Linked DNA regions of Mus musculus: region 1 is linked to region 2. The links are chromatin loops, found by intact Hi-C in ENCODE. Cell type or tissue: gastrocnemius. All regions are shown on one strand. Links, peaks and the distances in the headings refer to the core of each region. The heading gives the core; the rest is flanking DNA. Region 1 holds the start of Eloa (elongin A). Region 2 holds the start of Lypla2 (lysophospholipase 2).

Region 1 (14,882 bases), core at 2,523-10,522, 49 kb after region 2:
TCATCATGCTAGGCATGGCAGTGCATGCTGTTAACCCCAGCACTGTTTAGGTGAGGGGAGGTGGACAGCCTAGTCTAAACAGGGACCCAGTCTCAAAAAACCAACAATCACTGCCACCTCCCTTGATGCTAGGTCTATCACTGGCCTGGAGCTCATCAATTAGGCTAAGTTCACTGATCATTGAGTTCCGGGGCTCCTTCTGTCTCTGCCTCTCCAACACAGAATTACAAAAGTGTGACACCATGCACAGCATTTCTATATAGGTACAGGAGACTGAACTCAGAGCGAAAAGCTCCTGAAGCAAGCATGTTACCAAATGTATTATGTCTCCTAAGCCCTCTCTTGTGGCTTTTAGGGTTTTTTGTTTATAATACTAGAGATTGAACCTATTGATTAACTATGCTGACAAGTACTCTATCGCCAAGCTATAACCTAACCTTCTTTTTTTCCCCTAAGTTCTGGCATGCTGAAGTGACATCATTTTTTAAAATTTATTTTATGTATGTAAGTACACTGTAGCTGTCTTCAGACACCCTGGAAGAGGGCATCAGATCCCATTACAGATGATTGGGAGCCACCACTCAGTTGCTGGGATTTGAACTCAGGACCTCTGGAAGAGCAGTCAGTGCTCCTAACCACTGAGTCATCTCTCCAGCCCCTAACCTAGCCTTCTTTTCACATTTAGAGATCAGGCTTGGCGTTGACTTCTGAACTTCCTGCCTTAGCCTCTGGAATAGCAGCAGGGTTACATACAGGACTATGTCACCAAGCCTGGCTAGATTATGTGTTTTTAACTACTTTCTTCGCCAAGGGGAAAGAAGAGACAGAGAAGTGAATTAAAACTCACTAAATGGGACTGGGGAAATGGCTCATTGGCTGCTCTTCCAGAGGACCTGCGTTTGATTCCCAACACTCACATGGAGGCTCAAATCATCTCTAATCCTAGTTCCGATGCTCTCTTCTAGCCTCCAAGCACACATGAAGTGCACAGACATTCATGCAAGCAAAACATCCATACAGAAACTAAATAATGACTTAAAAAACCCTCACTAACTGGCCTGGTATAGTGACTAATGTCTATAATCTCAGCATTTAGGAAACTGAGGTAGACGGATCACCTAGAGTTCAAAGGTCATATGGGTTTCAGAGAGGGAGAGAGATTCTGCCCCTCCCCACAAAAACAGAACAAAACAAAATAAAAAAAAAAAACAATCAAACACAGCCATCAGCAATTATGACTTTGCAGAGGACTGTGAAAGGCAGCAAATTTAGGGAAATCATCTACAGACTTGTATATCTAAAGCAGAACAAGAAGGAAGAGAGGACCTACAGACCTCCTTAAGGGATAGTGTTTAACACAAGTGTCAACACAAATGGGAACCCAAGACCAATCTGAGTTGCTGGCATCTCAGCTTTGCTGTTAATAATGATCAAACATGTCTGGGTAGATCAGAAAGATTTGGGTTTGCCCATTTCCTTTCTGAAGACTCTAAAACTAGGTCAAAACTGGTAGAGCAAAGCTCAAGAGACAGAGAGAGAGAGAGAGAGAGAGAGAGAGAGAGAGAGAGGTCGTCTCAGCTTCTTGGCTGATCATGTGCAAGTCAGTAACCTCCCTGAACCTTAATTACTTCATCTGCAAATCAAAACTAGTCTCCATGTGCTGCAAGCTGTGAGGATTCATTGGGACAAACCATGTGCAGTGCTTAGTCACGGTGTCTGCAACACCATAAAGGTTAAACATGCTCCTCCCTAATCATCTCACTCATCAGCCAACACTCTTTCCATGTCCTACCCTGGATCCTGGACCAGACACTGCTCAGACAATCCCTACTTACGGAATTTCCAATGGATATCAGGATTGCTAAGCCTTTTTCTAAGAATGGGTAAGTGCATATAAACACTTTCCATACAGGGAGTGTGGTCAGGTACACCAGTGTAAAACAGATAACTGAGCCAGCTGTGGTAGTATATATACCCTTGTAACCAACCCTAGCACACAAAGTCTGATGCTAGCCTGAGCTACATATTGAGTAAATCCTCACTCAAAAGCAAAAACAGGGGCCTGGAAAGATGGCTTAGAGGTTTAAGAACACTGGCTGCTCTTCCAGACATCCTGAGTTCAATTCCCAGCAACCGCATGGTGGCTCTCAACCATCTGTAATGGGACCTGATACCCTCTCCTGGTGTGTCTGAAGACAGTGACAATGAACTCATAAATAAATCTTTAAAAAAAAAAAAAAAGAACAGTTGTTGCTCTTCCAGAGAATCCAAGTTCAGTTCCCAGCACCATCTGGCACGTCACAGCCACCTGTTACGCCAGCTTTAGAGCACCTGATGCCCTCTGCTGGCTTCCGGGGGCACCCACATACATGTGTATAAATCAACAGGAGATTGAACCTATTTGGTTATATGCATATAGAACACATATATGCACAACTATTTCAATTTTCTTGTTTTCTTTTTCGAGACAGGGTTTCTCTGTATAGCCCTACTGTCCTGGAACTCACTTTATAGACCAGGTTGGCCTTGAACTCAGAAATCTGCCTGCCTCTGCCTCCCGAGTGCTGGGATTAAAGGCGGGCACCACCACCGCCCGGCTATTTCAATTTTTAAAGAGTCAAAACAGGGGCTGGAGAGATGGCTTAGCGGTTAGAAAAAAAAGCACTGACTACTCTTCCAGAAGTCCTGAGTTCAAATCCCTGCAACCACATAGTGGCTCACAACCATCCATAACAAGACCTGGCTTCCTTGTCTAAAGACAGATACACTGTACTTACATATAATAAATAAATCTTTTTCTAAAAAACAAAAAAAAAAAACAAAAAAAAAAAAACCAAAAAAACAGGGCTCAAGAGATGGCCCAGTGGTTAAGATCACTGGCTACTCTTGCAGAGGACCTGGGTTCAGTTCCCAGAACCCATATGGCAGTTCACAGCTGTCTGTAAGCCCAGTTCTCCATGACTCAGTGCCCTCTTCTGGCTTCCATGGGCATCAGGCATGCATCTTGTGAACATACATATATGCAGGTAAAACTCATACACATAAAAAATAAAAATGAACCTTAAAAAAAAAAAAAACCCAACATAAGCCGGGCGTGGTGGCACACGCCTTTAATCCCAGCACTTGGGAGGCAGAGGCAGGCGAATTTCTGAGTTCAAGGCCAGCCTGGTCTACAGAGTGAGTTCCAGGACAGCCAGGGCTACACAGAGAAACCCTGTCTCAAAAAAACAAAAACAAACAAACAGAAAAACCATAAAACAAAATAGATAACTATCTGCCTTTTTTTTTTTTTTTTTTTTTTTTTTGGTTTTTCGAGACAGGGTTTCTCTGTATAGCCCTGGCTGTCCTGGAACTCACTCTGTAGACCAGGCTGTCCTCGAACTCAGAAATCCGCCTGCCTCTGCCTCCCGAGTGCTGGGATTAAAGGCATGCGCCACCACGCCTGGCTCTACCTTCATTTTTAAATATTAGACAGCAAGACTTGTTTTTATAGTCCAGGCTGTAATCGGTCATATTACTACAAGGTGGAGCAACAAGTATGTTTTTCTGGTCATTTTACTCCCATAATTACTTAACATTGTCTCTAGGCAGAGCAATTGAATCACAGGTGACAATCTTGTTTGACTGGGTATAAGAGGCCCAGTGGTGTATCTGGGGAATATGAAACTTAATGAAGTAAAAATTATACTTAAACTCTCCACTTCCTCTATGATCCAACTTAGGAAACATTATGCAAAGGTTAAGGCTAATAACATTTTCTCAAAGGGAAATCTGGAGTTACTGGAAAGAGTTAAAATGGGTGGTTCTCCTATAATGGTGGTCCCTGGAGAAGGGGACTCCCCCCCCCCCCCATTTGGTTTTTCGAGACAGGGTTTCTCTGTGTAGCCCTGGCTGTCCTAGAACTCACTCTGTAAACCAGGCTGACCTCAAACTCAGAAATTCGCCTGCCTCTGCATCCCAAGTGTTGGGATTAAAGGCGTAGGCCACCACTGCCCAGCCCAAGAAGGGGACATTTATATGCCATCCACCATGTGCCCGGAATCATGGTAAGTTTGTCTTATTTGACCCTGTCTAGTGGGTATTGTTCTCCTATTTTGCTGACATTGAACCTGGGTCTAGGGTTGTTCCATACTTGCCTAAAAAGCCAAGAAACTAATATCACTGTCCTTAAAAGGAGAGACACAGACACCTAACTCATGCCCAGAGTATTTCACAGGAAAGAAGAAAGCAGGTACTCTTTCTCAGCACCATGCTACTTGACAGCTTACAGTTCATGTGGCAAAGGTCACAAAACACAATTACAGGACCACTACATAGCCAAGAGAGAGAAATGGAGTCAGAAGTCAAAGAGGATGTGTTGATCTCAAGGCTTTGTACAGACTGGCAAAGTGAGTATTGCCTGTGGCCTACCTTTGGTCTAGCAGACACAATGAAAACTCTTGAGATGTTCAAGCTGATTTAGCCCAATATAAGAGAAAAAGACTTCACCATCCCCAGTTTTCAGTCAGTGACTTCCAAGAATGAAGCAACAACAAGCAGAGAGGACTATGGATATCCTCAAGTAGATGGAAACCAGCGCTGTCAACCCAACGTAGCCCAGCAAAAACTGGTAGCAGATGACAGAAATAACAAAAGTTTACACAGTCCCATACATAGGAATCTTGGGTTCTCCACTTCCAGTCTTAGAGCTAACCAGTTCCCAGCAGTGACCCCCTCATTCTCCACCTACCACCAATCTATGGGCTTCATAGTTTTTACACTCAAAACCTGATAAAGGACTGCTAACTTTATCTGTCATGAAAATTGTTTCCAATCCAGTGATAGGAGCAAAAGCTAAGTCATCTCCCAGTAAGGTCTCTAACAAGTGAGCCTAGAGGCTAGATGAAGGCAGAGTGAATACATAGTTAATTTACACTTAAAACACCAAAATCCAATAGCAGGAATCCCAAAAACACAGGTGTGGAATCAGCCTTTTGGCTAATAATGGTCTGGAAGCAAGATTTGGTTGCAAATTCAATACTGCTCTATAATCATCTTGCCACTTCACAAACCTGTGAGAGCTTGCTATGTTAAAAGGAGGTTGGAAAGCCAGCGTGCAGGCTTGCAATTTTCTCTTTGCAGTCAGCGTGTTTCTGAATATCAACGTTTCAGGTCCTTTGCACAGGGGTCTCTCAACAGTTTCCTCACCTCTCTCTTCACAACACATTCAGTTCTCCCTCCCCAGTGGGTACAGAAGCCAAGAGCTCACATAGCTGCTACTGAAATACATCCCCAGCCCCAAGGTAATTTTCTCTCTGGGAAATGAAAAGCCAAATTAGGGCTGTCAGAGGTAGAGGCCTTGCCTACTAGTGTTAGCATATGAGTCCCTGCCAATAACACCAAACACAACAACAACAAAAACCACCAAACACCCTTTTAAATAATTATTAGGAGTTTAAGAAAATTTACTTAACCTTTTTCTAACTTGACATTTCATGCACAAATAGACCATTCCAAAATTTAAATTCTAATGGGGGAAAAAAACCCTACAGATATTATATTACATGGAGGATTTTTATTTTTTTTAACCTGATGGCAGAAACAACAAAATGAGGGTGGTTACTTTAAGGTCAGTCACAAATCTTATAGTGTTCAGAAAGACAATCTGGGACTTGGAAATAATGACCATTTATTAGATGCCCACAAAGGGTTATTGTAAAAAGAACTTGTAAATATGTCTGACCAAAGGTCCCCAAGGCCTCCAAAGAAAGTAAAACACAAGACAATTGAAACATTTACGTTTTCGCTGACTTATAACAACAGCTTCTGAAGAAGTGTATCTCTGAGCTAAAGGAGGGTAGTTAAAAAGTGGCCCGGAGGTTGAGAGGTAGTGACCCAACTAGGAACAAGAAGAGTGAATGGGGTCCCTGACTGGAAATTCTGATGGTGATTAACACTTATAAAGAGCACTTGGGTCTAGCTGGTATTTCAGGAAGAAACTAGAGAAGGGACAGGTCGAGCAGAGAACTCCTCCAAAGTCCCGAGCTGGTGCTGGCTAGGAACCTAGATTGCATGTGTAAGTCCGCTCGCTGTCTCCCTCCACCACTTCCTCTTCCACTCAGCTCGCTGGACACTTCACCTTTTAGGAACCTCAGGCCCAGGCTAGAATGCTGACAAGCCATGTCACACCCTTTGGTGTTTTCGGCTAGAGACTACAGTGAAAACGATTCTAATTCCCACCATACCCTCTTCGTAGAGCTCAGAGAAGCCTAGACACCCGGGGGACCGCGAGGGGATACAATGTATTTAAAAAGTAACAGTTTCTAAAAAGGAGCAACAAAGTAGTTAAGTGCAATTAAACATGGTTGCTCATCACAGCCTGGTCCCACCTTCCAGTATGTCAGAGCGGAGTTAACACGCTCACGCCCTCATCCAGGACCCGAGCTCCAGGAGCAGAGCTCGAAAAACCCCAAGGCGTTCCCCGTTTTCTCGGCTAAAGGGCAGGGTACAGCACAGGGGTCCTCGAGCCGCAGGACCCCCAAGCAGCGGACGGAGTCGCTCGGCTGCAACGGGGAAACAGCTGGCGCGGCTGCCCGAACCCCGGGGAGAGCCGCAAGGCCCGGCCGCCCCTCCAGTCCTCAGCCCCCAGCCGGGGTGCGCCCGCCGGCCGCGAACTCCCCACTGCCCCGCGCCGCTCCGTGGGGCCTGGCTCCGGGTCGGAGGAGAACCCCACTGCGCCCTGCCCGCGACCGTTACAGGGCCCGCGCCGCGCCCAACGCCCGCCCGCGCCGCCCGCCCGCCCGCCGCTCACCTTCTTGGGGTCCGGGTTCGCAGCCAGGCGCGCCTGGAGCTTCTCCACAACTTGGAGCGCCGACTCCGCCGCCATCGCTGTCACTGGCGCGGCCTCCTCGCCGGAACTGGGCTCGCGTCGCGTCCTCGGGCCGCAACTCCGCCCTCCGTGAGGGCCCGGCGGAGACGGAAGCGCGAATGGTCCCTTCCGGGCCTCCGCTGGGGGTGTGTGTATGTGTGGAAGGCCTCAGGACCCGCCCCCGCGCCAGACCACGCCCACTATATCACGGCGATCTGTCGAATACAGCACAGGTCACGCCCCCGACACGCCCAACCCAGAGCCACGCAACCAGCCACGCCCCCAAGCCTGTATTCTGCAAGCCAAACTCTGGCTTTAACTCTCACGCACCGCCTTTCCAGTCATACGCTCGTTTTCGCCTAAGGGTGGGTGGAGTCAGTGATCAGGGTCCGACGCGGCTCCAGGGACCCTTGGAGTGGAAGGAAAGAACTGACTCAGGTAAATTATCTGACTTCCACCTGCAAGCTGTGACACACCCTCGCAATAAAAGAAATCGTGTAATTTTAAAGTAACTTAACGGTATTGTAATTTTGGGAAAGCAATCCAGGCTGTCTGGTTTCAAGGCAATTTGAAACACTAGAAATAAAAATAATAACACATTATTAACCACCTTGTCTGCAAAATCAGAGAGCAGCCCCTTTTATTAGACTGTTCATGTGACATTCTTTTCTTTTCTTTCTTTCTTTCCTTTCTTTCTTTCTCTCTTTCTTTTTATTTCTTTTCTCAAAAAGGATTTCTATGTGTAGCCTTGGAGGTCCTGGAACTCACTCTGTAGACGAAGCTAGCCTTAAACTCACAGAGATCCACCTGCCTCTACGTCCTAAGGGCCAGGATTAAAGTTGTATGCCACCACCACCTGGCTCCATTTAAAAATAAATTAAATCATAATGAATAAAAAGTCATAATATATTAAAAACCAAACTGAACTACATGAGATTCTGTCAGAAAAGAGCCGCTGGGCGTGGTGGTGCACGCCTTTAATCCCAGCACTCGGGAGGTAGAGGCAGGAGGATTTCTGAGTTCAAGGCCAGCCTGGTCTACAAAGTGAATTCCAGGACAGCCAGGGCTATACAGAGAAACCCTGTCTCGAAAAACCAAAAAAGAAAAAAAGAAAAGAAAAGAGCCAGGCAGTGGTGATGCATGCCTTTAATCCCAGCACTTGGGAGGCAGAGGCAGGTGGATTTCTGAGTTCAAGGCCAGCCTGGTCTACAGAGGGAGTTCCAGGACAACCAGAGTTACACAGAGAAACCCTGTCTCAAAAAACCTGTATATCCCTGGCTGTCCTGGAACTCACTTTGTAGACCAGGCTGGCCTTGAACTCAGAAATCCACCTGCCTCTGCCTCCCAAGTGCTGGGATTAAAGGTGAATGCCAAAAATAAATCTTTTAAATAAGAAAGAATAAATGTTGAGGCATTGTCTCAGTAGGTAGCCTTGGCTACCCTGGAACTAGTTATATAGCCTGAGCTATATAGCCTTGGCCTGCCTCCAATTCACAACAATCCACCTGCCTCCGCCTCCGCCTCCGCCTCCGCCTCCGCCTCCGCCTCCGCCTCCGCCTCGGAGTGCTTGGATTAAACCAATTGACATCCAGGCCAAAAACCATCCCCCTAAAAATAAAACTTTATAAACATAGAGTCCAGAGAGATGGCTCAGTGGCTAAAGAGCTTACCAGATAATTGGCTGATGGCTGAATTTTATCCTTGGGACCATCCTAAAGGTGGGAGGAGAGAATTGGCTATCCTCTGACCTCTGCACACTCATCCTGGCATTCTGGCACATATGAATCTCTCTCTCTCTCTCTCTCTCTCTCTCTCTCTCTCTCTCTCTCACACACACACACACACACACACACACACACATTAAATGGAATATAAGAAAAGAAGGGAAACAAGAAAGGAATGAAGAAAGAAAGGAGACAAGTGCTGTCGTGGTGGTGCACGCCTGTAATCCCAACACTCGGGAGGCAGAGGCAGGCAGATTTCTGAGTTCGAGGCCAGCCTGGTCTACAGAGTGAATTCCAGGACAGCCAGGGCTATACAGAGAAACCCTGTGTCGGAAAGAAAGAAAGGAAGAAAGAAAGAAAGGAAGGAAGGAAGGAAGAAAGAAAGAAAGAAAGAAAGAAAGAAAGAAAGAAAGAAAGAAAGAGAGAGAGGAAGGAAGAAGACAAACTGTCTAGTTAAGAAGGAATACTGAATTCTCTTCTCCTGGAAAACAGCATACAAAGTCCTCCAGTTGAACATGTTTGTTTTGCTTAACTGTGGCCACAGTTCTCCTCACAGGTTCAGGTTTCTAAACTGACTACATCTCTCAGTGTTTCACGAGTGGATATATACTTAGGGATTACACCTTCCCCCACACCTCAAAGCTACTCTGAAGCTGTGGTGCACCAGCATTTAATCCCAGCATTCAGAAGGTAGAGTCAGGCAGATCTCTGAGTTTGAGATCAGTCTAGTCAACATAAGGAGTTCCAGGACAGCCAGGACTACATAAAAAGACCCTGTCTCAAATAGATGGATAGATAGATAGATAGATAGATAGATAGATAGATAGATAGATAGATAGATAGACAGACAGACAGATAGAAGCTTTGGCTCACTGATACAATGTTTGCTTAGCTTGTAGGAAGTCCTGACTGCCATCTCCTTTCCTTACACAAAGAATAACAAAATAACTGAGTACTTTCAAATGTCCTGCATTTATATACATTGTATCCAGTAGTAGCCTGCAAGCTTCCTTTAGCTATTTATCTTGCTTATTTTGGTTGTCTTTTCATTCTTTGAGCTCAGAGAGTGTCTCTGTGCTCTGTAGCTGATAGATGCTCGATGGCTAAGTTGATGGTCACAGGGATGGCTCAGCAGGTCAACCTGCTTGCAGGGAATGTCTGGCAGAAGCAGACTGAGGCTGGCTGAGTGTGTCTTCCTGGTGGCACAGCTCTGTGCTATGCCGTTCATCTCTCCCTCCCAGCATGTCCTGAAGAATCTTAAGGATGGGGCATCCCTCTCAGCATCCCAAGACTTGGGAAGGTAAAAGAAGGACCTTCAATTTGGTAAAGGAAAAAACCAAATGGAAAACTGAGTGATGATTTTAATCCCAGCACTCATGTGGCAGGGGCCAGTCTGGATTACAGAGCAAGTTTCAGAGCAGCCAGAGCTACACAGAAAGACCCTGTCTCAACAAAATGAAACAAACAACAGCAACAAACAAACACACGCACAAAAGGTTCATGAAATGTAATGGCTCTCAACTTGACTATATCTGGAATGAACTACGATCCAGAATTGGAGAGCTCACCGGTGATCTGGATCTTGAGGCTGGAAGACACAAGTTTCTGACCTGGATCTTGGAATGGAGATCTTGAGGCATAGTAGCTATGAAAAGCTTAGGCCCAAGGAAGGTACTATACACCTCTAATCCCAGGAGACTAAGGCAAGGAGATCTCTGTGTTTAAGGTCAGCCTGTGACAAAACAAGTCCCAGATCCAGGCATGGTAGAATACACCTTTAATCTGAACCAAACCTTCTGCTGGAGACCTACATAAGGACATTGGAAGAAGGAAGATTCACTCTTCTTGGCCTGCTTGCATTTACTTGCTGGCACATCTTTTAGAATCTACTTCTACAGAAGACGAGCTAAAACAACTAGCCTCGTGGACTGAGCAACTACGAGATCCTTGGACTTCCCATTCAGAGCTGACCATTGTTGGGGTAGTTGGACTACAGACTGTAAGTCATCACAATAAATTCCCTCAATAGAGAGAGACATTACCATAAGCTCTGTGACTATAGAGAACTCTGACTAATACAAATACCTTGGCTCTTTTTGGCTTGTTTGGATTTTTTTTTCAAAGATTTATTTATTTTATGTATATGAGTACAATTATAGCTGCCTTCAGACATACCAGAAGAGGGCGTCAGATCCCATCACCAATGGTTGTGAGCCACCACACATGGTTGCTGGAAATTGAACTCAGGCCCTGTGAAAGAGCAGTCAGTGCTCTTAACCACTGTGCCATCTCTCTAGCACATTTTTTTGTTTTGTTTTGTTTTTTTGTTTTGTTGTTGTTTTGTTTTTTGAGACACTGTGTCCTATGTAGCCCTGGCTATCCTGAAATTCATCATGGAGCATACACTGACCACTTATTTTCAGTTATCCTCCTGCCTCTGCCTCCTGAGATTACATAGTGAGAAGGCCTAGGTAACTGTTACCTCTCTAGCCTTCCTTTTTGTTCTGTTACTAATGTCATAAGGACAGCCAGGGCTATACAGAAAAACCCTGTCTTGAAATAACAACAATAACAACAAACAAAAAAAAACCCAAAAAACAAAAAACAAAAACAAACAAACAAAAAACTTCCTCACATGTTGTCACTAGGATGTTCTGTGCTTTGGTGTTCTTGGAAACCATTCTCAATACAAGTTATTTAGAACTGCTTTGTATAGTTAGCCACAATAAGCTTGGATCCGAACCAACCACCCAGCAGTACTTCCTGCACCTATTATGAGCTTTTATGGTTGTTGCCTATATAAGCTGCTCCCATGATGGACTCCAACTTGAGAGAGACACCCAGGTCAATATAAGAAGCCATTGGGAGCACTGACTGCTCTTCCAGAGGTCCTGAGTTCAATTCCCGGCAACCCCATGGTGGCTCACAACCATCTGTAGTGGGATCAGTTTCTCTCTTCTGATGTGTCTGGAGAGAGTGACAGAGTACTCACATGTATAAAATAAACAAACATATAAATCTTCTCTTTAAAAAAAAAAAAAAGGCCATTAGGAATAAGACTTCCATTTTAAGTAGGGGGTCAAGTAAAGTTTAAGTTCCCAATACTGTCCTTGACATCTTACTTGGCAGAAAGAGAGATGCACATGTGTAACTGACATCCTGGTTGGCAAGTTAAGACATGAATGTTAGCCAAGGCAAGTTCCCTGCCACAGCTGCATACCCCAATCAATGGGAACAGGATAAGTGTACAGCAAAGGTCTGCTCCTAAGGAAATCTCCTCTCTTAAAATCCTGATTGGTGGAATAACTTGACACAGATGCTTGTGGATTTTAGGCTTAAAAGCCCTGTAAGGATCTTTTTTTTTTTTTTTTTTTTTTTTTTTTTTTTTTGTAGTCACACCTGATATTGTAGATTGTGTCTCAAAATTTACATCACTTTATCAGAATAATAACAGCTTCATGGCTTTGGTTATGCAAACAAGTTAACAAAGCACAGAGGTCTTAGGATCCCGTGGGGAGTCCTGTGTGGGCCCTTGGGGGTGTTGGGCGAGACTCCGCTGGCAAGGTAGCCCGGGGCTCCAGTGGAGCGGAAGGGGCTTGTGCCCCTGTAAGGATCTTAACACAGTGTCATATCCAGCTTGTCTGGACCATGGCCCTGATAGATCTCTCTTGGGGTGTGGCTTTCAGTAAACCATCCCTATTTGCCTGAGATCAGTGTCCGAGTAGTTTCTGGGCTGATTCCAAGCCCCCAACATAGGGTGTACTAAACTCGGGTTCTTTGTACTTAAGCTATTTTGCTTCCTGTTGCCTGAAATGCTATTTGGGATGAAGAGCAGGTTCAAGCTATAAACCTTCTCTCCTCTGCTGATCTAGGAGATGTGAGAGGCCTGGAGCTGTAGATCAGTAGTAGAGGGTTTCCCAAGTACTTGATGGCCAATGGGAAAAAATTGCCAACTTGTGAGTGAGTGAGTGAGTCTGCACAAAGAAGGAAGCCTAGGTCTGCCTGGAGGCCAAGTAGGATACTTGAGTGAGTGGAGGATCAGTTCAGGCAGGAGAATAGCAGATACAGGAAGACTGGATGACCTTGAATGACAGTAGGAGGGATAGCAAGGACAAAACAAATGTTCCAGAGTACCACCAACCCTGCTCTAAATGCCCCATAATTGACTTGATGGGACTCCCACAAACACTTCCAGATACTAAGTACAGCGTTGTGAGGCTGAGTTCTACCTTGAAGGCAAGGCAGGTCATCTGAGCATGATGCAAACCAACCATGCAGAACATGTGTGTTCAAGCCAGCATGACCGCCTACAGCCCTCAAGGAACTTTCTCTCTAGAGAAGTTACTTTGTTCCCAAGAGGCAGAGACTTGCACACGTCCAAACGGATTCCATTCCAGGTTGCTGAGTTGCCTGAGACAGGCATATGGTATCTGGGACAAGTGTGTGGTCAGAATCCTCTCCCCTCAATAAGCGCCCCTCAGACCTGGAGTGACAGAGGCCAGCCAGGTAACACAACAAAACCCAAATGTAAGACTCATCTCAGTTAGCAGAGGTGGCACTTTAAATGTTGCTCCCTTCAAGAGCAACCTTGGGTGGGTATCTCTGTCCTTTATGTTACACACAGAGAAAATAAACTAAGGCCGGATCAGGTGACAGGAGTGCGTGGAGTGCAGTAGCTGAAGCCCAGACCTCTGGCTGGGAACAAGGCTTCCCATTTCACTTTGAAAGAATTTCCCATCCTGACTGACTGACTCCGGAGAGAGGCCCACTGTGCCCTGTGGCACTGTTTCAGCTTCCTGTTAGGACAATTTCTCTGTCATTGCTAACCAGATATCCAGCATTGCCCATCGAAAGCTCCACTGCCCCTGGAAGCAGAGACTTCACCTGCGAGAACCGTTGCCACCAGCCACTTCCTCTTCTACTTCCTCCTATATTTTGTTCTTGTTTTAAGTTTGAGGGCAACTTTATTAAATGCCGCGAAGAAAACAGCAGGGCAGGCAAGCTGTACGTGTCTGGAGGTGGGAGATGGTGAACACGGGCGAAGAAGGCCTGGCTCTCCATTTTTTGAATTAAGGTCGAAGAAAGTCCGCGTGCCCTGCAACGAAGCGCAGTGGCGTGGCAGAAGGAGCTGGATGGTGCAGAGAAACCAGAGCGCCAGGGACAGCGCGCGTTGGGCGTTTGGCCAGGGTCTGAAAGAGAAAGAAGGAAGAGGACAGAAAAGAGGACAGAGCTGCCATGAGGACAAAGCAGCTGCGCTTCATGCTGCTAATGGGCTAGGCCAGAGAAAAAAATACCTCACAGTTCTCTCATCAGAGTGCTGGTGTCGTGGCTGAAGAATACGCTGCTATCAAATCAATGATACATTGGGCAAGCCCTGTAGATGGAAGAGAATTTATGAGGCAGGAGATTTTGCTTGTTTGCCTGTGTTTTTCCGGTTTGAACCTAGACCGTCTCTGAAGCTAGGTTAGCTCCCTTGCCACTGAGCTACATCCCAGGCCTGGATCAACGGAAAAGTTTACTAGTTATTAGAGCTTCTGCAGTAGCTTAATATGTAAGAAAGATAACGATCACATCAGACATATAGCTTTAAAAATAGATTTCCTGGAAGAGATGACTCAGCAGTTAAGAGCACTGGCTGCTCTTCTTAGAGGACCTGAGTTTAATTCTCAGCATCCACACAGTGGCTCACCACCATCTGTAACTCCACTCCCAGGAAATTCCATGCCTTTGTCTGGCTTCTGCGTGTCCCAGGCATCCAAATGGTGTACAGACATACGTGCAGGCAAAACACTTACGGATATAAAGTAAGCATAAGAAAACAAGCAAATTATAATTGTATCTATTTTGTCATAATCAAACTCCTTTGTGCAATTAATATTTGGCAATAATTTTTGATAGCATTTCAACATAGATGATTTCTTTTGCAGTGAAACCACAAGCTCTTAGGAGAATTCCAAATATCACAAAATAGTTGAAGAACCCCTTGAAAGGCCTAGCAGTGGTGATGTACCCCTTAAATCCCAGCACTCAGGAGGTAGAGCCAGCTGAGTCTCTGAGTTCCAGGCCAGCCTGGTCTACAGTCTGAATTCCAGGACAGCCAGGGCTACACAGAGAAACCCTGTCTCAGAAAAACAAAAACAAAACTAAAAAGTAAAAAACAAACCAGTCGTGAGTGATAAAACAGAAGTCAGGACCCTCTTCTTAGTCAGGGTTACTATTGCTGTGATGAAACACCATGACCAAAAACAAGCTGGAGAAGAGGAAAGGGCTTTTTTTAATTTTTGGTTTTCGTTTTCTATCCCTGCACCTTG
Region 2 (14,882 bases), core at 3,237-11,236:
CACCCTCTGTCAACAGGAACTAGACAGCATGGTGTGTCTGATGTCCTACATATGCAGGTGGCAGACCTTTAAACTGCTTCATTGGGCCCTCCTAATACATGGGGTGTGTACAATAATTAGTTCTAGAGGTGAAAACTGTGCCCTAGAGAGAGTTCAAAACGTCAGCCCCTACAGCCAGAAACTGGTAGTTAGCTAGTTAGACCCAGGGCTGATTCTGGAACCTCTCCTTAAACTAGGGCTCACCCCTACATCCTCCAAGATGAAGGTAGGGGTCGAGCATCCAGTTGGAGTGAGGCCCTGAGCAGGAAGCCTCGGCCACCTCTGAAACTCTGTCTTCTAAGCAGGCGCCATGGAAAAGGTGCTGGTCACAGGTGGGGCTGGCTACATCGGCAGCCACACGGTATTGGAGCTGCTGGAGGCAGGCTACTCACCTGTGGTCATTGACAACTTCCATAACGCCATTCGTGGTGAGTGAAGCTGGGTACGAATCAGTGAACAGTTTCTAGAGGGGTTGGGTACAGGACCCCATTCTCTAATATTGAACACCGTGTGCCCCACCACCACCACCACCACCAGGAGAAGACTCCATGCCTGAGAGCCTGCGCCGGGTCCAGGAGTTGACAGGCCGCTCTGTGGAGTTTGAGGAGATGGACATCTTGGACCAGGCAGCCCTACAGCACCTCTTTAAGAAGGTATGTACTGGGGCTGGAGAGATGGCTCAGCGGGTAAGAGCACTGACTGCTCTTCTGAAGGTCCTGAGTTCAAATCTCAGCCACCACATGGTGGCTCACAATGCCCTCTTCTGGTGCATCTGAAGACAGCTACAGTGTACTTACATATAATAATAAGTACATTTTTAAAAAAGAAGCTAGGTGCTAGCTGGGGCATTTAGAGCATGCCTTTAAACCAAGCACTTGGGAGTCTTTGTGAGTTTGGGGCCAGCGTGGCAGGTAGGAGGAGCATCGCCAAGGATGCAGGCACAGCATCCTCTGACCCTGGCTTTCCCCCTGCAGCACAGCTTTAAGGCCGTCATCCACTTTGCTGGCCTCAAGGCTGTGGGCGAGTCAGTGCAGAAGCCTCTGGACTACTATAGAGTTAACTTAACAGGGACCATCCAGCTTCTAGAGGTAAGAGGACGGGGACACAGACGCCAGCTGGGCCCCAGGCTGGCTGGCATGCTGGCCACAGTAAGGGCCTGCGTGGGAGAGTCAGAGAGGACCCAAGCCGTACCATCTCGGACACCTGCCTTTCTTTACCCCCCCAGCCTGTTTCTCTCTCTGTAACTGATGCCCGTCGCCTCAGCCCCACCCTCCTAGGGTGGGGTAACAAGTGGGACTTACCCGTGAGGCACAGGCCACTGACCCTCCCCTCCACGGCCAGATCATGAGGGCCCACGGAGTGAAGAACCTGGTGTTCAGCAGCTCAGCCACCGTGTACGGGAACCCCCAGTACCTGCCTCTGGATGAGGCCCACCCCACGGGGGGCTGTACCAACCCCTACGGCAAGTCCAAGTTCTTCATCGAGGAGATGATCCGGGACCTGTGCCGGGCAGACACGGTGAGGACCGCTCACCCCACCTTTGCTCCATTCCCTGGCCCCCTTGAGCCCAGGATCACCCCGGGCACTCTCAGCACAAGGAGGCAGAGGCTGAGAAGCGAGAAGCGGCAGTGTTCTCTGCCCAAGGTCTTGGCAGCTGGTATGCAGGTGCCCTCTGTTGCTCCTTGGTAGAGACCACAGAATAGACATGGGGAGGTAGATGGCTGTGGATGAGTTGGGACTCCCTCCGAGTGGCCCAGCCCCACCGTCTGACCTTTACCACGCAGGCCTGGAACGCCGTGCTGCTTCGGTACTTCAATCCCATAGGCGCCCACGCCTCTGGGCGCATCGGTGAAGATCCTCAGGGTATTCCCAACAACCTCATGCCCTACGTCTCCCAGGTAAGGGGGGGGCAGTTCTGGGGGAGCGGGACACAGATTACCACTGGTGCCAGCGCCCTTGAAGTTGACCTGACCTCTGCTGTAGGTGGCAATCGGGCGACGAGAGGCCCTGAATGTCTTTGGTGATGACTATGCTACAGAGGACGGGACAGGTGAGCCTAGGAGTCAGGGCAAGGAGGGAGATGGGGACAGGGGTTGGGGGCGGGGGGGGGGCAAACTTCCGATGGAAGCAATTCCCCCACAGGTGTGAGGGATTACATTCACGTGGTGGACCTGGCGAAGGGCCATATAGCAGCCTTGAAGAAGCTGAAGGAGCAATGTGGTTGCCGGGTAGGGAGCCAAGAGAAGAGCCGGGGAGGAAACGGTTGGAATCCAGGGTGAAGGTGGCACACAGGGTGAATGATAGACTCCATTCTCTTGGGCAGACCTACAACCTGGGCACGGGCACAGGCTACTCTGTCCTGCAGATGGTCCAAGCCATGGAGAAAGCCTCAGGGAAGAAGGTAGGCCCCACCCACAAACACAGTGGGCTCTCCAGTCCAGCCGTCTCTTCCAGCCGCTACCTTGAACCTCAGTGCTAGGTGCCTATGACAGAGCTCTTGGTTGTGGTTCCTGAGGCCCGGGGCCTGGTCAACCAAGTATGTGTACTATCCCCTTTGCAGATCCCGTACAAGGTGGTGGCACGGCGGGAAGGTGATGTGGCGGCCTGTTATGCCAACCCCAGCCTGGCCCATGAGGAGCTGGGCTGGACAGCAGCCCTGGGGCTGGACAGGATGTGTGAGTGTCTGTGGAACCCAGGAGAGGGCGGAACCGGCTATAAGGGCAACTGCTCGGGCCGTCCTCAGGCAAGTCCTGACCATCCATGTCTGCTCAGGTGAAGATCTGTGGCGCTGGCAGAAGCAGAACCCTTCGGGCTTTGGGGCGCAGGCCTGAGGACCTCGTTACCATGGACCAGAAAAGAGCAGCTGCCTGCTTTCCAGTCTCCACAGGACCCTGTACCCTCACACTCTGGGGCCACCCTACCTCAAATGCCAGCTGTCTGCTCAGCCCTCCAGGCAGGAGACCTCTGGTTCCACTGACCAGAAAGAAGTCCAGGTCTTTCCAGCCTGTCTCCCCCCCGAGTTCAGCAGCTCATGTGATCCCCAGAGCCTTGGGGATGGGGAGGCCAGGGGGTCTGGGACCATAGCCTCCCCCAGGCACTGATGATTAAGCTTTCCAAAGTATTTAAAATAAAGATGTTTTCTTATCGAGAGGCAGATTCTCACAGATGGCCACGCTGTACCACATAAGGGAGCCCTGAGAGTTGAAGCAATTCCTTTAATTTTATCGGAATCCAGGACAAAACGAGAAAAACACCCAAAACCACATGAAGACAGAAGACAAGACACAACTCCTCCCCCACCACCTCCCTGGCCCTAAGGGGGGACATAGTGGGGGTGAGACAGCAGGGAGTTGGGGGGGCCCTTGAACCTCAATCCAGCCCTGCAGGCTCCAGGCCTGCAAGGAAGGGCCATGGGGAGGCAGGGTCCAGCCCCTCTCGGGGAGGGGCTGAGGGGAGGCCCCGAGGGACTCTACCTCCTCACTGGCCAGCCTGTCCTGGAGCAGGCAGCCCACAGCAGCAAGGGCCCCGGGCCATGGACACATTCGTGACAGAAGCGGCTGCAGCGAGGCAGGAGAGACGATTATCCGGGCAGAGTCATGGGGGGAGGGGCCCACGAGGGCCCCACGGGCCAAACCCTGAGGTCACGGGAGGGGGCCCAAAGCGGGGCTAGTGGGTGAGGTCCTGAGTGAGCGGGTCAGCAGCTGGGCCCCTTCCTCCCGCCGCCTACAGCCCCTCCAATACTGCTGCTGGGGCCCGCCTCTGGGGACGCAGGATAAGAGAGCAGCCCACCCCGCTGCTGACTTCCAGATGGCCAAGGCCAGCAAGAAGGCCTGGCCAGCCTCGGCGACCTGCCCCAGAGGCCTGTGGGAAGAGGATAGGGTGGGAAGAGAAGGGACAGGGGCTCGACCGGCTCAGATCCAAGATGATGCGGTGCTTGCTTGCTGGGTCCCCCATGAGCTGGGGGACCATGGTGGGAGCCAGCAACTAGTTAGACCGGAGGCAGAAGTTTCTCCAGAAATTCCTTTACAGCTGCCATCTCCTGGGGTGGGGGGAGATGGTGAGGTTCCCTGATGGAAGGAGGAGGGGGAACACAGGAGTAGGCTGTCGCCACTGACCTGAGGACAGGAGCTGTGCATGACACCTGGGTATGTCTTAAACTGGACCCTGGCAGGTGTGACAACAGTCCGGAGCTTCTCAGCTGTCAGGGCTCCAAACCGAACAGGTACCATGGGGTCCAGCTCCCCGTGGCACTGAAGGATGGCCAGGTCCTTGGCACTGCCATTGGCTGCCTGTGGGCCGGACAGAATTTCCAGGGCAAGGTCAGCGCTACACAGAACATGGCGCCCAAGCCACAGGGACCATTGGGGGAGAGAGAGGAGGGGCCTGGAAGGATACTCACTTGGGGGAAGTTCCGGTGCAGAGGCAGCCAGCAGCTCAATGCCACAATGCCAGCCAGAGGGTGGGGGCAGGTAAGTGCTGTATAGAGGGACAGGGCCCCACCCTGGGAGAAGAGAATGACAGGTCAGGAAAGAAGGACACACACACCTCCCCTCCCCCTCACAGCCTCCTCACCTGCGAGAAGCCACCCAGGACGATCCGGTTGGCAGGAATCCCGTTCTTCATCTCATGTTCAATCAAAGCCTTGACTGGGGAGGGGGAGGGTAGGACCCGGTGAAGGAGACTGCTGGAGGCTTGAAGGGAGCAGGTGGGCACTGCCTGGTGCTTTGGGAATGGGGACGGGGGAGGGAATGCTGGGGGAGGGCTGGGGCCTTACTGTTCTCTGCGGCCTTCTTGATGCCAGCTTCATCCTCTGGGGCATCCGGACTCAGCCCCATCAGGTCAAACCTGGGCAAAGACAGACAGGAGTTGTTAGAAAGCTCTCACTAACCCCTATAGCTCCCCAGGTTTCCATCTTGTCCCCCAAACTCACCAGGAGGGCATCACCATCTTCATGTTGAGTGTCACAGGGATCCTGGGCCTGGGGAGGGAGGGCCAGAACATCTTAGGAAGGATAAAGCATCCATCAGTTGAGAGTCTGGGAATGGGCAGAACTGCCCTTGGGGAACCCTCCCAGTGGGCAAGCCCTGTGTTTCAAGTGTTGCCAGGCAACCTGCCACGTGGGGCTGGAGGCTGTGGTTGGGGCATCAGCGGTAATGATGGAGAAGCAGAGACCAAGGCTCAGTGACGGGGGTCCAGCTCAGGGTGAGTACTTGGGGAAAGGCTCCTTTTAGGAGGTCTTGGGTCGAGGGAGCTTCTCGGGGAGAAGCAGAACTAGAGCCCATTCCTAGGGCTTCTAGAGCCAGGACTGATATGGCCAGACTGCTCCGAGCCCAAGCCCCAGGAGGCAGCTGATGAAGACAACAGGTCTAGGACCAGAGGACAACCCCCGCCCCTGACACTCCTCTCTAGCTGGGGTGACACTCACGCATGGGGACAGATGTACTTGACATGAGGAAGCCGGATGGTGGAGAGGGCGTCAGCCCAGCTGTGCCTGTGGGAAGGAAGAAGAGACGATGGTGTAGGACAAAGGCCCTCCAGCTCTACCCAATGAAGGAACGGCCGCCCCTCAGCTCACTCACCCTGTGTCTCCAAGTCCATGTAAAAAAATAACCTGGGAAAAAAACAGTCAGAAATGAGACAGGCAGGTCCCCCTTAGACCTCCCACTCCAGCTTACCACTCCCCCAGCCCCTCAGACCCAGAGGATCCGGGGTGGGAGCCAACAGATGATTAACCCTTCTAGCTTCAGGCTAAACCCTTCTCATATAGCCTCCTCCATGTTTCCCACATTGCCCAAAGCCAGCCGTCACCCACCACCTGGCTGGCCCCTTACCGCGGCCGTTTCCCGCTCAGCTCCAGACACGGTGGCTGCGTCGGTGAGCAGGGGCACAGACATGGTGTTACCACACATACACTGCAGGGCTTCCTGCAGGCTGGGCCTACACAAGAGAAGGTAGTCGTAGATTAGAAGCAAAGCCAGGGGAGAGAAGCCTTCCTGGTTTAAGAAGCCCGCCCGGAGGCCTTCAGCCTTGGGCAGTAACAGGGGTTTGATTCTGAGCAGAGAGAAAGTAAAGGCAGAAAGAAATCTCAGGCAGAGGGGTAGAAAGTTGGCCCCAGGGAACCGGAGAGAGATGGTTCAGCGGTTAAGAGCCTTGGCTGCTCTTCCAGAGAACCAGGGTTCAATTCCCAGCACCCACATGGCAGCTCGCAACTGTCTGTAACTCCAGTTCCAGGGGATCTGACATCCTCATACAGCCATACATGCAGACACAACACCAAAGTGCATAAAACCAAATAATTAAAAAAAGAAAGAAAGAAAGGAAGGAAGGAAGAAAGGAAAGAAAGAAGTCTCCATCCCAAGGCTGAGAAGGAGAACTTGGTCTAGAACTGGCACGCCTGGTTTCTGACCCAATCCCAAAGCCTAAGCATGGTACAGGTGGGCTGGCACTGGGTTTAGGGGTTGGAAGTGTAGGGGCAAGGGAAGGCAGGGTGGTCCCTGTAGCCTTCCCCCTATGTCTCCGAAGGCTAACTGCATCTTTCCAAGGTCTCAGGTGTCCCTTTCCTGGAATTCCCCTTCCCTGAGTCCTGCCCCTAGAGAGAGCTGGAGGAAAACCGCTGGAAACAGGCTTTCAGTCCCACCCACATCCCATCTTATCCATCTTCCCTCTCCTCCCCTCCTATCCAGCCCCTATCCAGTCTTCTCAGCTGTCTGGCTCAGTAAGAAATTCCCGAGGCCTCTGGAAGCCACCCATGTCCCATGAGAGCCAAACTCCTTTCTGCCATCTTCTACCAAAAACTGGTGCTCTAAGCTTTCCCAGTTCCACAAGGCTACCTGCTGTTGCTGCTGTCACTGACTCCAAACGGGTCCCCAAATGAACAGGTGTTGGGACTCCCAACACAAAAGAATATCAGGCTGCCTGGCCCCTCCCCATCCTTAGCATCCTCCAAACTCCGGAAGCTTGTGCTACCTGCCTCTGAAGTGTCTTAAGGGCGCCCCGCCCTCCCGCTGGCTCCCACCTTCCAGCTCTGACCCTGACTGCCCCTCCTCACGGTAGGATGATCACATAGCATCTTTCCACACCTCTGACTCTGGGGTTCCTCTTTCCACAGGGAATGCACCTGACACCCTAAGCTAGGATCCCCTTCCTTCTAAGCTCTGGGGACTCCCACTCCACCCGGCTCCCACTCTCCAAAGGATGACCGTCGTCTCCCATTCTCCACAGTGGGAACTTGGGTTCTGAGCCAGGGTCATCACATCCCTACGGTGGCATTTGCTGCCTTGCCCCACGGCTCGCACCTGCCCACAAAGGGGCATTGACCCTGGAAAGCCTCCGCCCCACAATGGGGTCTCCCACTGCCCAGCGCGCAGCCGCTCTCCCGCCACGCGCGCAGCCCCTGGCCCGGCCGTCCCGGGACTGGACAGCGCCCTCCGGCCACTCCCCACCGCCACCCCGGGACCCTCGCAGCCTCGCTGAGCGAACGCCTGGATACCTCACTCCCAGTGGCTTCCGAGACCGTTCGGGCGATTCTCCCCTTTCTCCCGCACAGGCACACACTCTTCCCCCTCGGCCGCCCCCGCCGGAACTTCCGTTCCAGTCCCGGGAACCCAGCCATCCTGCTGCCGGAAGTAGCCCGGCCAGCAGTACGGAACCCGGAAGCGAGTCCGGCTTTCCAGGTAGAAGCTGCCATGTTGCCCACAGTGGGACCACTCCCTGTGATGCGACGCTGCCACCTACAGCGTCTGGACATGGCACTGGATTCCCAGATGTCCTACCAGCTAAGCCCTCCTGGTGGACCTGCGTCCTGGAGGAGAGGCATTCCTCAGTATTGTTTAGCATAAAGTTAGCCGTCTTCCCATCCCCGTGGAGCAGGGTGCACTTCCAGGTGTGGTCTTGGATGTTCCCCACTGTCTTGTTTCATTAAGATACAGTTCACTGCTTAGGTCTCCAGTGCGCAGTATCGTATGCTTAGGTAGTGAAATGGTTACTTTAGTGGAACTCTGTGAAGTCTCAGAGATTGGCTTCCCTCTCAAAACTGGTGAATGCTTTTAGCCACACGTCTCCTGTCGTACTTTAGATTTGTCTCTTTATTCGTCTTGCTTCTTGTTTACCCTCCATACTGTTTCTCAAGCTGTAGCATTATACACCCTGACCTGAAAAGACCTGAGTTCACCCCGTCCTCCACTCTTATCTTTAAAGATGAGGAAGCTAAGGCTTGGGGAAGGAAGTAAATATATATCGACCTCAAGATTACACTGTGATCTCTCTTTCCTGACCGGCTTCCTCAGCTATAAAATGATAATAACCACCTGCTATTTCATCACTTTGCTGTTAAGCTTCAAGGAGGCCACGTAAACTTGCTTTGAACACTAAAATCACAGTGTGAGAGGCCTTACCCACTTGAAGAAGGACCCTGGGAAAGTCCGTAGGCCGTATCAGGATACTGACACACTGGCAGGGTTGGCTCGGCACTGTCCTTGACAAGTGATGCCTTGCAGGCTGCACAAAATGCCACCAGCTGTGAGCTAAGAACAAAAGGGCTTCATTTGGTCACCACTGAGTCACACTGGTAAAGTGAAAATTGGACTTGGAGTCCAGGCTGAGAGACAAGCTGAATTGAAGGACTGAATTGTAGAGAACCTTTAGGGACCAGAAAACAGGAAATGAGTCACAGGGGTCCCCTCAGCTGCAGAGGACTTCCAGATTAACCTACACTAGTTTTTTTGTTTGGTTTTGTTTTTTTCCCACCCTGCGAACCCAAAGCAATACAAGCTTGGGCAATCAACAAAAACACCTCCCTCCTGACAGAGAAGCAGCTTGTTCTTGTATTCAGGTCATGGGATGGTGCTTAGAATATGGAGATCAAGGGACCACAGCAAGCCAAAGACCTAGAAACGGATATCACAAAAGAAAGAGGAATAAAAACCGAGAAGAAAGCAACACAGCTAACCAGCCCCAGTGCCTGCAGAACCCTGCTGGGTTGGTCCGTGGATGAATACAGCCCCTGTACTTTCTTCACATGAGCCACAGTGGCAAGTGACGCTTCCAATCTTCAGGCTCAGTTCCAGGAGCTACCTGTGAGCTACAAATGAGCTAGTGGAACAAATGAGCTAGTATTGTAATGTGTTGGGTGTTGCGTGTGAATGACATGCATCCATGTTTTGAGCACACGTCAGAGTACGAACTCAAGACATCAGTCCTCAGAGCTGGCTACATAGACCAGACTGGCCTTCAGCATACAGAGATGTACCAACTCTGCCACTCAAGGACTAGGAATAAAGGTGTGGACCACCACGCCCAGCACTCGGTTATTGAGGCAGTCTCTGGTTTGCTGTTGTATTGTGTACTCCAGCCAAGCTGGCCCGAGGGCTTGAGGGCAATGTCCTGTCTGCCTAGCTCACTGCGATCACAGACATGTGCAGTGTCCTGTGGCTTCTCAGCCTGATTCTGGGAATTCTTGTCAGGCTTGAGCAGCAAACACTTTACCCACAGGGCCTTAGATTTATTTATATTTAAGTACACTGTTGCTGTCTGCAGACACACCAGAAGAGGGCATCAGATCTCATTACAGATGGCTGTGAGCCACCATGTGGTTGCTGGGATTTGAACTCAGGACCTCTGGAAGAGCAACCGGTGCTCTTTACCACTGCGCCATCTCTCCAGCCCCTTCTCTGGATGCTAGAAACCCATTCCAGGGCCACACACATTCTAGGCAAGCACTGTCCCAGAGCTACACCCTCACCAGCAGCCCTTCTAGTCTGGAGGATTTTCTGAAAAGCAGGTTGGAGCGAGTCTGAGGGCACAGAGCACTGTTCACATTCTAGTGTACCTCAGAACCTCGATTCCTAACAACCAAAGCCCGTTTCTCCAGATTGAGAGAAAGCGGCAGGATCCTCCGGACAAGGATGGGTGTTCTTCAGAGTTCTCCAGGGCCAGACGCAGCACTTGCTCCCTCACCAGCTCTTCCTGCTTTCAGAAACAGTGGGGTCTTGGATGCTTTCAGCTGCTGGGGCTCTTGCCAAGCGTACTGTGTTCACTGAGAAGTAACTGCTCTCAGGATCCACACCCTTACTTCTTGTGGTGCCTCCAGCATCTCTCCTGGGTTTAAGATTGTTGTGTGTGTATGGCTGTTTCATCTGCATGTTACATCTGTGTACCACGTGAATGAAATGTCAACAGCAGCCAAGAGAGAGCATCTGATCCCCTGGAACTAGAGTTACAATTGGTACTGAGCCACCATGCCAGTGTTGAGAAGTCAACTCAGGGCCTTTGGAAGAGCAGCAAGTGCTCTGAACTAACAAGCCATCTCTCCAGCCCACAGCCTCCCTTGTTTTTACATGTAACTCAACAAGTTTCTTCCCCCTTGTGAGAAATGGAACCTAGGTTTCTAACCTCAGCATCCTTTTTACAAAATGCAGAGGCTGAACCTTTCCTGGAGAAACTGATGTAGTCTTTATTTAACTGTGACATGCATGATCTACCTAGATCAAAAGAAAACAGGATTCAAGTTCAATTCAGTTCCTAGTGAGATATAAGTTTCACAGCACTACCAAGAGCACAGAAGAAAAGACAGACCTTAAGTCTCTAAGGATTTATTAGGAAGCTCATTAGTCACCATGAATGAAAGCCATGAACAGAAGGAGCAGGGTCTCCAGACTCCAGCCCTGGGTTTATAACATGAGTTAGAAGCAGGGAAACACCAAGGAGGTCCCAAGAGGAATCTTTACTGTCTCAGTTTTACCCCAACCAGGTCACCCACACAGGGAAAGGACTCGCAACTATTTGGCTAGACTGTGTAAGACCTTCCCCAAGCAGTCATGTATCAGGAGACTCCTTCCTTTCCAACCACCATTGTGGGACACTTGTGTCTGATATGTGACACCAGCTAGGCACCCTGACACGAATGCTGAGCAATGACAGGAGGAGGAGCAAGCAGGGACGAAGTGTTTCTAGCTGGAGACCCTCCTGATGGCTAATTCAAACACGAAACTCGGGTTTCAGAAGGATTCCTACGGTCAAGGAAGCATCCTTTTTGAAAAAGGACAAACCACACAAGAAATCTGCCACAAGCAAAAAGACACATGGGATCCCGTGGCCACAGACTGGGAAGTGAGCATTATTCATGACTGACAGATGCCACCCAGCCTAAGACCCAGTTTCTGCAGTGCCTTAGAGAGAGACTATCCCTTGGCACCCATACCGCTCCTGGTGGTGAGGCGGTTTCCACAGGCCAGGTTCCTGCAGCAACCCCGAGACAAAGCCTGGCCAAAGCTCTGGCAGGCAACTCTTGCTGGAGCATCCTCTGTCCTTCCCAGCAGGTGGTCGCACATCTTCACTAACAGCGCATCTGAGGGAGCCCCGGCTGGCCCTTAAGAAATGAAGTGTGTCTGCGGGGTGACCTGATGCACCCGGTGGTCTGCTGGGTTGGCTGACGCTTCATAGTTGCAGATGGTCACCTCATGCCGGCGAAGCTACAGGAAAAGGTGGAGATGAGGTCAGCGGCTACTAAAGCACACATTCTGCAGCAGCTCTTCCGCGGGCTCCCGCCTCGGGAACCGGCTGACATTCCCTCTGCGGACTCTTTTAATCTTGAGAAGCCAGCAAAGACCACTATCTACTCTCAAGGCTTCTCAGCAGCTGAGAAAATCCAGGCGAGAATAGGAACTTGTCTAAGGAACTTATCATTTTATTGCTGGTGCCCAGAACAAGAAATTGTCAAGAATGTGTGACAGGTGGAACCCATGGCTTCCTGTGTGCTAAAAGAGAGCCCTGTGGCAAAATACACATAGCACAACACACACATAACCATGTGCATACACACATGAAATAGAAATACATGAATAATAAAAGAAAACTTATAGTCTATCCACTGAAGACGTTATGATGAAATCTAAAGAAGCCAGGTACTGAGGAAGCAGAGGCAGTGATCTGTGAGAGCCAGGCAAGACTGGTCTACATAATGAGTGCTAGGCCACCTACGGCTATATAATGACAGCCCGTCACAAAACAAACAAAAAAACCAAAGGAACATCATGAACAGATGGAGCAGCCAGCCCCTCCCTTGTTCCTGCCCTTGGTGTGCCCGCCCCATGGTGTAGACACACATTTACCAATGTCTTTTACCTCAGTCCACTCTCCCCGCAGGCCAATATAAAAGATCTTCGTCGTATCTGCTCCAAAGTTTTTTGAAATATGAATGGAAAGATGATAGACATTTGAAAACCTGGAGATTCTAGAGTTTGGAAAAGGAAGCAGGAGAGAAGACACGGGTTACCACGTGGTCTGCATCTCGCCACCAGGGACGATAACAGTTCAGTGCAAATTGCAGGCAAATATCAGGACACTTGCTCCTTCATCACCAGGCTCCTTCAGAGCAGCAAGTAATGAAGCAACCATGCGCTAAGCACCTGTCAGACCTGGTCTGAGGCAGGAAGGACAGAGAGACATGTGGCATATGCCATCACTATAACCAGAAGGCAGAGGCAGAGGAATTACAAGTTTAACATCAACTTGGTCTACAAGTGAATTCCAGCCCAGACAAGGATCTATGGCAAGACTGTCTGGGAGAAAAAAAAAAAAAAAGAGGAAGGAAGGAAGGAAGAAAGGAAGGAAGGAAGAAAGGAAGGAAGGAAGGAAGGAAGGAAGGAAGGAAGGAAGGAAGGAAGGAAGGAAGGCAGGCAGGCAGGCAGGCAGGCAGGCAGGCAGGCAGGCAGGCAGGCAGGCGGGTTGGAGAGATGGCTCAGCACTTAAGAGCACTGACTGCTCTTCTAGAGGTCCTGAGTTCAATTCCTAGCAACAACATGGTGGCTCACAACTATCTGTAGTGGAATCTCTTCTGGTATGTCTAAGAGAGCAACAGTGTACTCACATATACAAAATAAATAAATCTTAAAAAAAAAAGAAAGGAAGAAAGGACAGTGCTCCTAATGTCAAGGTGGGTGACAAAGCAGGGTTCTAAGCCATGTTTATTGTGTTGACTTCACTAAAGAAGGGGCCAGTTGGGTGCAGGTGACTGAGTCCGCCTGAGCCTACTTTGCAGAGGAATTCTGTAAATACCTTTTTTTTTTTTAAGATTTATTTATTTATTATATGTAAGTACACTGTAGCTGTCTTCAGACACTCCAGAAGAGGGCGTCAGATCTTGTTACAGATGGCTGTGAGCCACCATGTGGTTGCTGGGATTTGAACTCCGGACCTTCGGAAGAGCAGTCGGGTGCTCTTACCCACTGAGCCATCTCACCAGCCCTCTTTTTTTTTTTTAGATTTATTTATTTATTATATGTAAGTACACTGTAGCTGTCTTCAGACACACCAGAAGAGGGCGTCAGATCTCATTACAGATGTTTGTGAGCCCCCATGTGGTTGCTGGGATTTGAACTCAGGACCTTTGGAAGAGCAGTCAGTGCTCTTACCCACTGAGCCATCTCGCCAGCCCCTGTAAATACCTTTCTTAAGCCACACTAGCTGCTCACCCAGGACTGCTCAATACTTACTTCCGAGTCAACAATCTCTGCCAAGAGCAGCCACACCAAGGATCAAGCTTTCTCTGCTGTTTTAACTCATTTCCAATACTCAGAGATTAGGACACTGGACAAAAGACAGAGGCAAGCACACAGGCTGCACGCTCACTGCAGGTGAAGAGCCATGAGCAGGCAGCACGCCTCCGGGAAGACAGATACAGGAGGACAGAGTTCAAGGCTGGCTGGGCTATAGATCAAGACCATCCCCAGAAGGAAATGAAGGGAAGGCAGTGGGGAGGTGCCACGCTTACTTCGTAGCATATTCTAATTCTCCTGTAATGTCTCGGTTCAGACTGAAGGTCTGCTCTGGCTCCCTTTCTGTGTCATCAAATGACATCTGTGGAATGTTCTTGTACCTGAGGGGGAGAAAAAAGAAGAAATGTCAAGGGATATGCATTATTAAATTTTTCAGTGTTTTAAAACTCTCTGACGACTACTTAACTAGCTTCAGTTCCATCAAAAGATCAAAGTTAGGATCAGAATGGCACTCTCCTGGCATTTACACACAAATGTCTGATGACTGACTACAAAGCTCAAAGCCTGCCGGCAGCCCTGACTATGAAGGAGACCAAAGCAGGAAGACTGCTTAGGCAGAGTTCATTCTGGGTACCTCGGGCATCAGAGCAAGATCCCACCTTGAAAGAAAGAAGAGAAAGGGAGACTGGGAAGGAGAAGCAAGAAAAAAGCTAGGTTCCAAAGCCCAAGCCAGGGGCGTTGTTGAGTGGCTTGAGATCCTGGGTAACGGGCAGGGGCTGCCCAGAGAAGCATGAACTCAGCACATTCAGCCCACACCGAGACGTGGAGCAATACAACGGCTTACTCCGCAGAAACACCTGAGACACAGTTAAGAGATAAGAGCAGGCAGCTCAACAAGCAAAACAGCACTGAACATCATCATATTATCTTTCTTTCCTCCTTTTTTTTTCCCTTTTCCTTTCCCCCCTCTCCCTTGCTCTCCTCTTTCTCTCTTTTGGACACAGGGTCTCTCCATTATATAGCCTTGGCTGTCCTAGAACTTGGTAGGTAGACCAGGCTGGCCCTGAACTCAAGAAATCCACCTGCCTCTGCCTTCAAATGCTGAAATTAAAAGCTTATGCCACAATGCCCAGCAATGTTTCTTCAAATACTACAATCAGGGTTTTTGTTTTAAGATTTATTTTAATGTTTATTTATTTATTATATGTAAGTACACTGTAACTGTCTTCAAACACTCCAGAAGAGGGCATCAGATTTCGTTACGGATGGTTGTGAGCCACCATGTGGTTGTTGGGATTTGAACTCAGGACCTTTGGAAGAGCAGTCGGCACTCTTAACCGCTGAGCCATC

Evidence for each region. A loop is a pair of places that touch in the nucleus more often than their neighbours do. Peaks named below come from ENCODE experiments on the same cell type or tissue, not always from the same donor. Only the 100,000 strongest peaks of a DNase experiment are listed, where the experiment ranks them.
Region 1: a loop joins it to region 2, with 2.2 times the contacts of the local background. A loop is called at or near these places in 8 of 42 quality-filtered maps.

The regions. Positions count from the first base shown.
Region 1 is chr4:136,014,761-136,029,642 of GRCm38, forward strand. Eloa (elongin A) reads right to left here and starts at 6,889. Exons shown (of 11, transcript NM_013736.4): 1 at 6,791-6,889. The coding sequence starts at 6,865. It overlaps LOC115489947 (a long non-coding RNA gene), which reads right to left and starts at 14,124. Exons shown (of 2, transcript NR_168717.1): 1 at 13,866-14,124; 2 at 13,516-13,760. In gastrocnemius, for the core only: no CTCF peak of the experiment used is centred there; DNase peaks (open chromatin) are centred at 7,045 and 8,361; H3K4me3 peaks cover 2,362 bases; H3K27ac peaks cover 2,400 bases.
Region 2 is chr4:135,964,990-135,979,871 of GRCm38, forward strand. It overlaps Lypla2 (lysophospholipase 2), which reads right to left and starts at 7,605. Exons shown (of 10, transcript NM_011942.1): 1 at 7,529-7,605; 2 at 5,871-5,976; 3 at 5,619-5,650; 4 at 5,465-5,530; 5 at 4,970-5,017; 6 at 4,814-4,884; 7 at 4,612-4,685; 8 at 4,439-4,540; 9 at 4,155-4,328; 10 at 3,236-4,078. The coding sequence starts at 5,948. The coding sequence ends at 4,028. It overlaps Pithd1 (PITH (C-terminal proteasome-interacting domain of thioredoxin-like) domain containing 1), which reads right to left. Exons shown (of 6, transcript NM_025411.4): 4 at 13,808-13,912; 5 at 12,160-12,268; 6 at 10,613-11,507. The coding sequence ends at 11,406. Gale (galactose-4-epimerase, UDP) reads left to right here. Exons shown (of 11, transcript NM_001356493.1): 2 at 345-467; 3 at 577-692; 4 at 1,014-1,127; 5 at 1,381-1,557; 6 at 1,824-1,937; 7 at 2,023-2,089; 8 at 2,182-2,267; 9 at 2,363-2,440; 10 at 2,600-2,714; 11 at 2,812-3,189. The coding sequence starts at 350. The coding sequence ends at 2,870. In gastrocnemius, for the core only: a CTCF peak has its summit at 7,713; DNase peaks (open chromatin) are centred at 4,576 and 7,650; H3K4me3 peaks cover 1,807 bases; H3K27ac peaks cover 1,670 bases.